Linked DNA regions of Homo sapiens: region 2 is linked to region 1. Evidence: read pairs that join two places in POLR2A ChIA-PET (ENCODE). Cell type or tissue: A673. All regions are shown on one strand.

Region 1 (5,000 bases):
ATAAAGACCAATGAGATATTTTTGGGTAGTGTAGTCATAATAGGAATAGCACCTACAGAAGTTTTTATATGGAGATGGTTCTATTTTGATATTCAGTCACATGTGTTTCCAATATATTCACATGCACTCACATGTAATGTAAAGAATTTATGTTAGCTTCGGTATGTGCTTAACAAGAACTATTTCTGAATATTTAGTTATTTTGGACATGCTTAAAAGTGTGTCTTTGTTATATATTCATTTAAATTATTTTTAAAGTTACATGCAGTTAAAAATAAATCTGGGTTAAAATTATCCCCACCACATGAACTTAAGCAAAGCTTCTAATCTCCTAGTCCTTGTTTTTATGAATTTATTATTATCTTTTACCTTAAAAAAATTCTCCCTGTCTCTCAGGGACTCTGTTCTGGGACTTAAATTGCACCCTCCACTAAAGATTCATATCATATTTTCATAATTTTCATATCTATGTTATAACAATTTTTATATAAGTATTTATTTTAGATTCATTTATCCCATTGAATTTGACATCTTCAAGAGCACAGAGCATTCCACTCCCTAGCAGATATTTTTTTTCAAAATCTAGTGGGTAACTAATCCTCAGATAAGTACTGTTTGGTAAATAAACAGACAATAAATTATTATAATATGAAAGATGAGTCATTATGTAACAGGCAATTAGTTATATATCAACCCTTTTCTTGACTCATTTTAATGATTCTTAAAGTTGTGCCTTTGTCATTACATTTAGAGTTCCAAAGTTTTCACTAATAGGGTTAGGGTAGTAAACCTACTACACACCTGGCCAAACATAAAATAAAACATGCTTAGTTAATTTCCAAAGGATCACCTTTGGAAAGAAAAATTTAAAGGAATATTACTAATTTTATATCTTTTTAGTTTTCTTCCTCTCATTTTATTTTTCTTGTGGGAATATTAAAACATTTAGTATGATTTGGAACATCACTTTGAAAGATAAGAAAAATTTTCTTTATGCAATGTACAAATGTCAAAGAAAATCACTTGTATCTGAAAATATAGAAAAAAACCATTGTTAAGCATGGATTAACTAGTTTAGCCAGATGAAATACATATAATTACACATGGAAATTTCTTTTTCAGAGAACAAGGACAATCAAATCATAATTTAGATCAGAAGTGTCAAGAACACTATAATAAAACCTCTAAGTTTATCTTTTTGAGTTATCGAATGTAAATGAGTATTAAATTATCTATAGTAAACCAGATAGTAAAAGTAAACCAAGAGAAAAATACTATGTCCTTTTATACTGCATCTTTGAAAATATTTCCAATATTTGGCAGTTACTAGATTTGGTGGTGTTTATAGATTTCATAAAAGAGTAACAATCTGACTTAATTCTAGTTCTAGTTTTCTATGATGCTGTCAGTTCTTTTATTCTGTAAAAAAAGCAAAATCTACCATGATCAGCTGTGACTTATTCAAGGGGGAAAGAAATCTCAGTTTGTATATAACTCTAGCCTTTTTGCCACCTTTGAATATTATAGATGATTAGAGGACAATTGGGGAAAATGAACAAGATTAGATAGTGACAAATAAATCAATGGTTGTTTTTGTTTTTTTCACATCACCTGTTTGTAATTCAAAAAAAAATTATGCCATAATGAGGTCAAAAGGTATATATTTATTCATTAAATTTTGCTTACAGTTTGGGAATAGCTCAGTTTTGTAAGAGGACAATACTGTTGGTGATATAACACACCACACAGTGCTGCAAATAGACTTTTCCTGTGAGTGGTGTTTTGCTTACCCAGAGGATTAGTTAGATAATCCACATGGAAGACATTGCAAATTAGCTTCCCAGACTTTCCCTCAGTGTGAAGACTGCCATCAGATGCAATGAAAGAATATATCCCTTTAAAAGCTATACAGTTTTATTAATTGCTAAATTGCGTTTGAAAATCAGGAAATAAATACATGTTAACTGCTAACAAGCTGCTCTGTGTTCCCCTTAGTCAGTCTGAGGTAGATAGGAAATGTTACAATTTCCTGTTGATTGGAAATCAATCAACTTTATCATAGGCAAAAAGTAAAATTTTAAAGTCTTACATGAGGCAGTTTACACTTACTGGACCTTTAGATCTTATTCATCTATTTTTCTTAACTATTAATTGAAAAAACCTATATTAACCTTCTCAAAATGAATGTATTAAAAATCGAGAAGAAACAGTTTTGATATTGACCAACTAAACTTCTCAGTAATAAAATTAACCCACAATTCTCTATTTGCTTAAGTCCCTTTTGAGGCCCTGCTATGTAATCAGTCAAGATGTTTGTCTTAAAAGGGAAGACAGCTCAGTTTGGAGCCTTTAAAGTCAGTTTACATTTGCCTTGATTTGAGAGAGTTCTGAAAACCCAAATATAAATATAAAAAAATCAAATAATAGGAAAATGAGTAACAAATATGAATATAAAAAATCAAATAACAGGAAAATGAGTAATTGACATGAATTCTCTGGAAGTAAGGGGGAAAAAGTTTGTTGCTAATTCTTCACTTTGTTCATGGAAAATATGCCAATAGCTTGAAAGAATGGCTAACTCTTTGGTTAACCACCACATTAGTTTTTTTTTTTTTTTTTTTTTTAATGTTACAGTGAAGACAGCAAGATACTAAAAGCTGCTTTCTGCTTTGGAAGCCTGATGTCATCAATATGCTATTTTTGCTCTTTGCCAGGTTAACAGAATTTATTGCAGCAATTAATGCAAAACATATGTGCTAAAATACCCACATGAAAAATATAATTGCCCCCAACTTAATTTGCTACCTTTCAAAAGCCTGTTTTAGCTACCTTTTCTCAATGGCAGGAGTTAAATAGAATACAAGTGCTTTTATGAAAGAAGAGCTAAATCACTAAAATTTATTTTCTCATCTTAAGCAATTTAAAAATTATATTTTAAACGGGGGGAAATTTCCACAGAGACTAAAGTCTACTTTTTGGACCATGTTCTATTTTCTCCTATTACTGACCTTTAAGATAATTCCAATTGTTAATTCACACTTCATTTTTATTACACATAACCCTAAATAATCACACTCTGGTTATATTGTACAATTTCCTCACTATCTGTATGTATGGAATTCCTGACAAAATCTTCTTTCCAGGGTGATGAAAGGAGTGTTTGAGTGTCAGGAAAGGAACACAGAGGTAAGAACGTGTGAAGAAAAGTCATCACAGATATTTTCATCTACTCTTCTGTCCACAACAAATTCCTTTAACTTAGTTTCTTAGTGGGTCCCCCCCACACGCAGATAATCATAACTTATGAGTGTAACTACAGTTCCAAAGTACCCTCATTTATATGGTTTTCTTCAATTTTTCACTACAAATTTCTGAATGTTTCTAAATTATCCTTGCAAAGTCAGAAGACAAATTAGTACAGTCACTGGGATTAAGGTTGAGAAGCTAGTGCTTTTCCTGACAATGATGCCTCCCTAGTTCATAGTCATTTGTGTCTAGGAGAAAACATATGAGGTTAAAATCAAAAGACAAAGACGAGAGAGGGCTTGGCTTAGTTACCGCTTTATTATGATCCATTTTCTCAGTTTCCTCAGTTGTAACAATGGGAAACATTATGTTACCTATTTTAGGGCTGCTTTAACGATTAAATGAGGTTCAGTAAGTCGTGAATGATAATGTAAGGGAAAAATCTATTTGCCAGCAGAGCACTGAGCAATTATTTTCTCAGTGTTGAACACGGCACTGAGGATATATTAGTCTTGAAGTCTACAGGATTTAACAAAATCATCTTTTATGAAAAAGACTGAAGTTCTAACACAGCCACAGAAACATCAGGATCATCCACCCACCAAGCTATCTCGATAGCACAGCTCCCAAAAACCCTCTCTTGCCCATTCCATGTTTACTCCCAATATTGGAAGAGGAAAAATCCTGTTTTAATAAAATGGTGTCAGTCAAACACGGGCTTTGGGAGAACACAGACAACTTTTGAATATGCACAGGGGAAAAGTTTACTGACATCCCCTCAGCAATTACTAGGGGCCTAAAGGTGGCACTAGCAGGTAGTTTTAAAGAAAATTTTTCTAAAAAAAAAAAAAGATATTCTTCATTTTAGTCTAGCGACACCAAAAGAGTTGAATGCCCAAAAGATGAAGAAATAGTAAAGGGATAGGGTTAGAAATCAGCAAGCTGCACAACAGGGCGTATGAGGCAACTCCTGTGAGTCTCAACCAAGCGCACCCAGTAAGAGATGCTTTCTCAATCCGGCAGCGAACCTTGCAGAATATCTCCTTCCCCTGGCTGTCACCTGGTGAACCCATGAAAATGGATGGAAAAGAGACACGCCACTTCCAGACATCAAACTGAAAAGCCTAGCTGACAGCAATGCGAAAGGCGGCAGGGCGATCGTAGATCCTGAATTAAAGTCTATTCCTCAGGTCAGGACCTGCCAGGCCCGTCCAAGGCGCATGGACTCTCTGGCGTCTTACTGACGCCCAGGTAAGGAGGGTCCAGGTGGCAAGGAGTACGCCGTGCTCTCCCAGTGCCAGCAGATCCGCGGCAGCAGGCAGAGGGCGCACGTTTGCCTCTCGCGCGCTCCAGTCTCCTCCTGGCGCTCGTGTTCGCTTAACTTTGCACCTTCGCTCTCCGCTCGCTACAGAGTCTACACCGTCCGCCCGGGGGCAGAAACCCGGAGCAAAAGAGCATCAGGCTGCGCTCGCCCACCCACCCTACCTCGGGACGGAGGCCGTGGCACCCTGGTCGCGCTCCGGGAACTGACTTGGGCAGCCAGGCGCGGAGAGACTTGTGCACAAAGAACCCACTGGCCTCCAGAGGGCTGAGACTGCGTTACGCGCACCCGGAGATGTTTTTTTATGATCTCATCTTTAATTTGATGCAGAGTGAGCAAGCAGTGAACTGTTGAGAGACACCGTTGTTTTCCCTTTGCACCAACGAGCCTGGACCTAGCGGAGAATAGTTTGTGGTTAAGACACCCTGATGGT
Region 2 (5,000 bases), 530 kb after region 1:
TTTGTGGCTGAAATTAATTTAATTTCAAACGTGTTTTCCTGTTTTCTTCCTATTTCTCTGTTCGCTTCTCTTCAAATGCATCTGAAAACTACTTCTTCATCTTCTCATTTTCATTTATACTCTCTTTGAAATATTGGACTTTGGCATGTGTGTGTTTATCTGTAGACTTCCCCTGAACAATATATTCATTTTCATATCTCCATTAATTATTTCTGAATAAATAAAATCTTTACAATATTAAACTCTGAAATGGTTGAAAAAATCCCTAGACACAGAGAGATTGACAACACTTTAGTCACTGAACTGTTATTTATTCAAGAATTCAAATATTCAAACATTATATTAATTTTAGTCCTTATTTTGATGGCACAATTTTAAAAGTCAGCATAATTATTTCTTAAATATTCAAATTATGGCACCTTACATTTTAAAAAATGGCAAAATTAATACCCTCAATGAGCTATGGCTGAAAACAAAATTTTGGCTATACCTTTTTGAAATCATATTATACAATTACTCCTAGTCACATAGAGACTTTGATATTTTCATTAACAGGTAAATGAAAAGTTTCAAGGCTCAGTGGTGTTATTTCTAACTATTTACCCACATTTTTTGCCTGAACTACAAAATGCAAAATTGTGGTAACTTAGAACTATGCCATACAGCTCAGGAATGAAAAGAACACATTTGGCATATAAAAAGAATTAGATCATTTGTCTCAAAGTGTTTTCAAGGGAAATCTCACATCATCTGGGGTGATTTTAAAAAACACAGATTCTAGATGCCAACTAGACTAATATAATAGAGACAGCTGGGGATGGGAGATGGATGGTGGAGGATGGGGATGGGGATTGGAATGGGGATGGTGTCCCAAGACTCTGCATTTTATAAACTCAATGGTTATTCTCATGCATCTTTACTTTAAGAACCAATAAATTAAATAAATGATTATCTGGTGAGACAAATGTGCTCATTTATGTTTCCAGAACACATACACTGTTCAAGTCTTTGATTGCTTTATAGGAGCTCTTTTTATGTTGTAAGGAAAAAATTTAACAGAAAAAGCAAATGTCTACAACTTAATGAATGGTCACTGGTTTCTATATAAGACGGAATATTATGAAAAAAAAATTCTGGTTTCAAAAGCATACTAATTCTAAATGCTTAGAGTTTGTTTAAGTATTAGGGAGCAGTGCTCTCCAAACTCAGTAAGTAGAAAATTCATCTATGAAATGTATGAATATGCAGATTCAAAAGGACTGGGACAGGAAGGAGATTTTGAATTTCTAAAATGTTTCCAGGTGAGGACACACTGTGAGTAACAAGATTATAGGAAAGAGCTGGCTCATGATGACAGTCATAACAGTTGGTCAAGTTTCTGTATCATTGCCCTTTCTTTTAAAATATTCTTCAATTATTTCCATTCAGCAAGATTAAAAAAATAGAATCTTTCATTCAAACAAAAAATATCAATGAGGTGTTTCTGAAATTCTTCTTGATTTTGAAAACCTCATTGACATCATCTTACTTTTACAAAAAGATGCCCTTCTCTACTTATGATGTAATGCAATATAATTGATTACTCAGCAATGAATATCACTATAATATTACTGAGAACAAAAACTTCAGGAACAAAGCGCAATACACAGAATTGTTTTAAATAATTTTGCCTGTAAGGGGTAATATTTTTTAATAGTGTAATCAGAGAAAATGCACAGCAAAAGTGAATACATTTCTGAGGAGTCAAATGAAAAAAAGCACTTTTTAAAAATGAATCATAAAAAATAATCTTACTGCCTAAGAAGTATTACCCTCACAATATAAAAGTTTAAGATACAAACATAAAAACTGAATAATTTGGGAGTTTGAATTTTATTCCAAATGGACAAAAGTGGCTAACATATGGGAGTGTTCAGATTTGAGAGTAGTTCAGGCTATTTGTGAGAGCTGAAGTCTTAGAGATTCCAACTACAGTAGCTGGGGCTGTGTTTGGAGTAACCAGAGGGATTGGCTATTATTCAAACTAATGACACTTTTAAAGGGTAAAGGCCCTGAAAACCCAGTAATGCTGACTCATAAGCATACATTTGTTCTGGGCTTCTAAGGGAATTAGACATGCAATTCCCATTAACATTAACAGGAGACAGAAGTTCTATATCTAATTTCCCTCTCAGCGGGCTGGAAACAAACCCCATAATTTGAAGGATTTGCAGTTTTACGCAAGCTACATTGTGATCAAAAATTGCATATGATGAAATGGAAATGATGGAAAAAAAATGCCTTATCCCTAATTTTAAATGACCTTGTGTTTCACAAAGCATCTCAGGCACAAATTAAAATAAAGAACAGTTGTACTGGAAAGTAGCCTTTATTCTTAAAGATGAGAGTTACAGCCCTAGTGCCTTTATCTATTAAAAATGGTGAATTCAGCTTGTTGAAATGCCACTTTGAAAATCCGTTTTGTGTGAACTGTACAATTTTGTCAGTAAAACCCAGTTCAATCTGGGTTTACTGCCTAGAGTGGAATATAATGATTAAAAGAATTGCAACGCTTCTCTTAGAGGGAAAGGCCATATGTATATAAAAATACTGAAGATTCATTGCTAGCCTTAGTATTTTAATTGACATCTGTGGTCCTACTTTTGCTGTTACATCACAATAGAGGGGAGTTTTTCTTCCTTGTTGACATGGATAACAATTATAAAAAATGCACAGGAGTCGTTGAAAAATAGTGTTAAGGCAAAAGTTAATATTACTCTTACATAATTATGTGAGCCGAAAAGAAAGCTTGTCACTGGAAAAAAATTGAGATACTTGTCCCCTTAACTCCATTGTTTAATAATAAATAAATTAATTAAAACTATTCATTAGTTTGAAGAATAGTGTGTCGGAAAATTGGAGTTCGATGCCGACTACCTAAGATTACAGAATCAAATGGCACAAATTACAACTGTAACTTAAATGTTTTTCTATGCACAAAAGAATTCCCAACATAATATATTGGAGGAAGGGGTGGAAAGGGATAAGATTAAGAGATACTGACAATAAAACAGACAAAATCCAAAAAAGGGGTATTTCAAGAAGGGAGTGGTATAACATGTCGACTACTGAGATTTTGCCAAATTCTGGAGTTATTTTTTTTTTCTCACTTCTCATCCTTACTAATTTCTTATCTTCCTCTTCACTCACTCATCACTCTTACAAGTAGATATTATTTTTGTTTCTGCGTTTATTTCCCCCCTGTATTTTCTTATTGTTGTTGTTTTCCCTGAAGAAGTGATGAGCCTTCCAGATTGAAACCTAATTGATATGGCTCTTTGGGGCAGTCAAGAGTGTTTCATGTGCTCATTTTCTTTCTCCCACAATCTGATCTGGCAATTACTCAGACAGGAAGTTTTGGAATTATAATTACAAGAACGTCCCAACTAGTTCTCTCTGCCTTCATTTTCTTTCTGTCCCAATATTTTACCTACTAGACTTATTTTTTAAAACAGTACTTTGATCAAGACATTTGCTTTTTCAGAATGCTTCTACTCCTGGCCATTGACTAATGGCATACCATAAACTAATTAACCTGGCCTTTGTGTCATATCACAATGGGATCATCTGTAGCCTTTCTAAGTGAATTTTCCATGATCATGCACACACATCTCCTACTTCAGACAAAGTGGACTATTCCTGCAAAAGTGCTCATGGTTTCTCTCATTCTGAGCTTTTGCCGTTGTCCAAAGCCTTCCCGTTTTCTTGAGTCTGATGTGACTCCTCCTGAATCTTGTTGCATTCAATTTTTACTTTCATTTCAAGGCATATTTTTCATTATATTACGTGTATTAAGTTAACTGCTTTATTCCTCCTGTTAGAGTCTATGTTTACAGAAGGCAGAGATGGCTGCCTGGTATTGATATTCTCTGCTTTTTCTAATACAAAGCCTGGTAAATCGTATCCACTTAAAGGTACTTTTGATTTTATAAATAAGGCTAAATAATTAAAAGTTATTTATTAGATAGGTTTATGTAAAACTGTATATTTTATGTAAAAATATAATGATTTATATAAAAATATAAATGATGCATTTGGAAAATCATCACTGAACTCTTGGTTCCAAGAAGAGCACCTGGTGTATAGCAGGCATACAATTAAAATTTATTAAATCACTAAATGAATATATGATTAATACCCACTTCATTCCCAATAGACCCTATTTTATATCACTCACAATTTGTGCCTCTTATTTCCAAATACATAATTCTGGCCAGTCTGATTAAAAAATCTAAGCATATATGTGAGCCTTCCTGACACATAAAATCTAAACAGCATGAAAAAAACAAAGGATGAGAAAATATAAAAGGAAAGGTATTTCTGTTTGTTACTATGTGGACCATTTGTTAGTAATACTAAAAATTTTGATGATGTTGATAATTATATTATCACCATTTCTAAATTTAATTTTAACTAAAACAGGTTTATCAAAGTGTTCAATAAAAATTTTAATAGTGAGGAACATGTGAAGAAAGCATTTTTTTAAATCATATCAAATGCTGTAAGACCACCAAATTATAAAGTATGTTATTTTCTATGAAAAAAATTTCCATTGTATGAAATGTTTTTATGTAACACATCTGGAGATAGGTATACACTGGGTGGGGTGAAATTTCCTATAACTTCCAGCAGTGAACACCAGTTGACACCATGTCACTGGGACTCTACAGATATTCTGAAGATGACCTCGTGGCTAGAAGCAGTCAAGAGAGAATTTTTTTGTTATCACCCTTTCATGCTTTGAAATGCAACAGATTTATTAAAACTCTTAGATAGAGCCATAAAAGAACTTCATATTATTTTACTAGAGTCACAGAAAAGGAATCTAAAAATAAAATTTCCTCTCTGCTCCTGGGGTCTAGCCACTTCATGTAGCTTTGTGATTTGACATCACAAGAAATTCCAAGGGAGGCTGTGCAAGCAGGGAGGAAGCTGAGGTCAAGGAGCAGCAGGTTCTGGAC

What was found. ChIA-PET counts read pairs that join two places held together with the same protein. Peaks named below come from ENCODE experiments on the same cell type or tissue, not always from the same donor. Only the 100,000 strongest peaks of a DNase experiment are listed, where the experiment ranks them.
Region 2: POLR2A ChIA-PET joins it to region 1 with 13 read pairs; 1 of 35 experiments calls an interaction of 5 or more read pairs at or near these places.

Annotation. Positions count from the first base shown.
Region 1 is chr3:89,114,344-89,119,343 of GRCh38, reverse strand. All of the region lies in intron 1 of EPHA3 (EPH receptor A3), which reads right to left. Among named protein-coding and RNA genes, the nearest start is that of EPHA3, 9.2 kb to the right of the region's middle. RefSeq lists a silencer at 4,551-4,660. In A673, CTCF peaks have their summits at 4,369 and 4,575; DNase peaks (open chromatin) are centred at 4,663 and 4,903; H3K4me3 peaks cover 602 bases; H3K27ac peaks cover 2,051 bases.
Region 2 is chr3:88,586,408-88,591,407 of GRCh38, reverse strand. No RefSeq gene overlaps it. Among named protein-coding and RNA genes, the nearest start is that of CSNK2A2IP, 250 kb to the right of the region's middle. In A673, no CTCF peak of the experiment used is centred here; a DNase peak (open chromatin) is centred at 2,087; H3K27ac peaks cover 1,831 bases.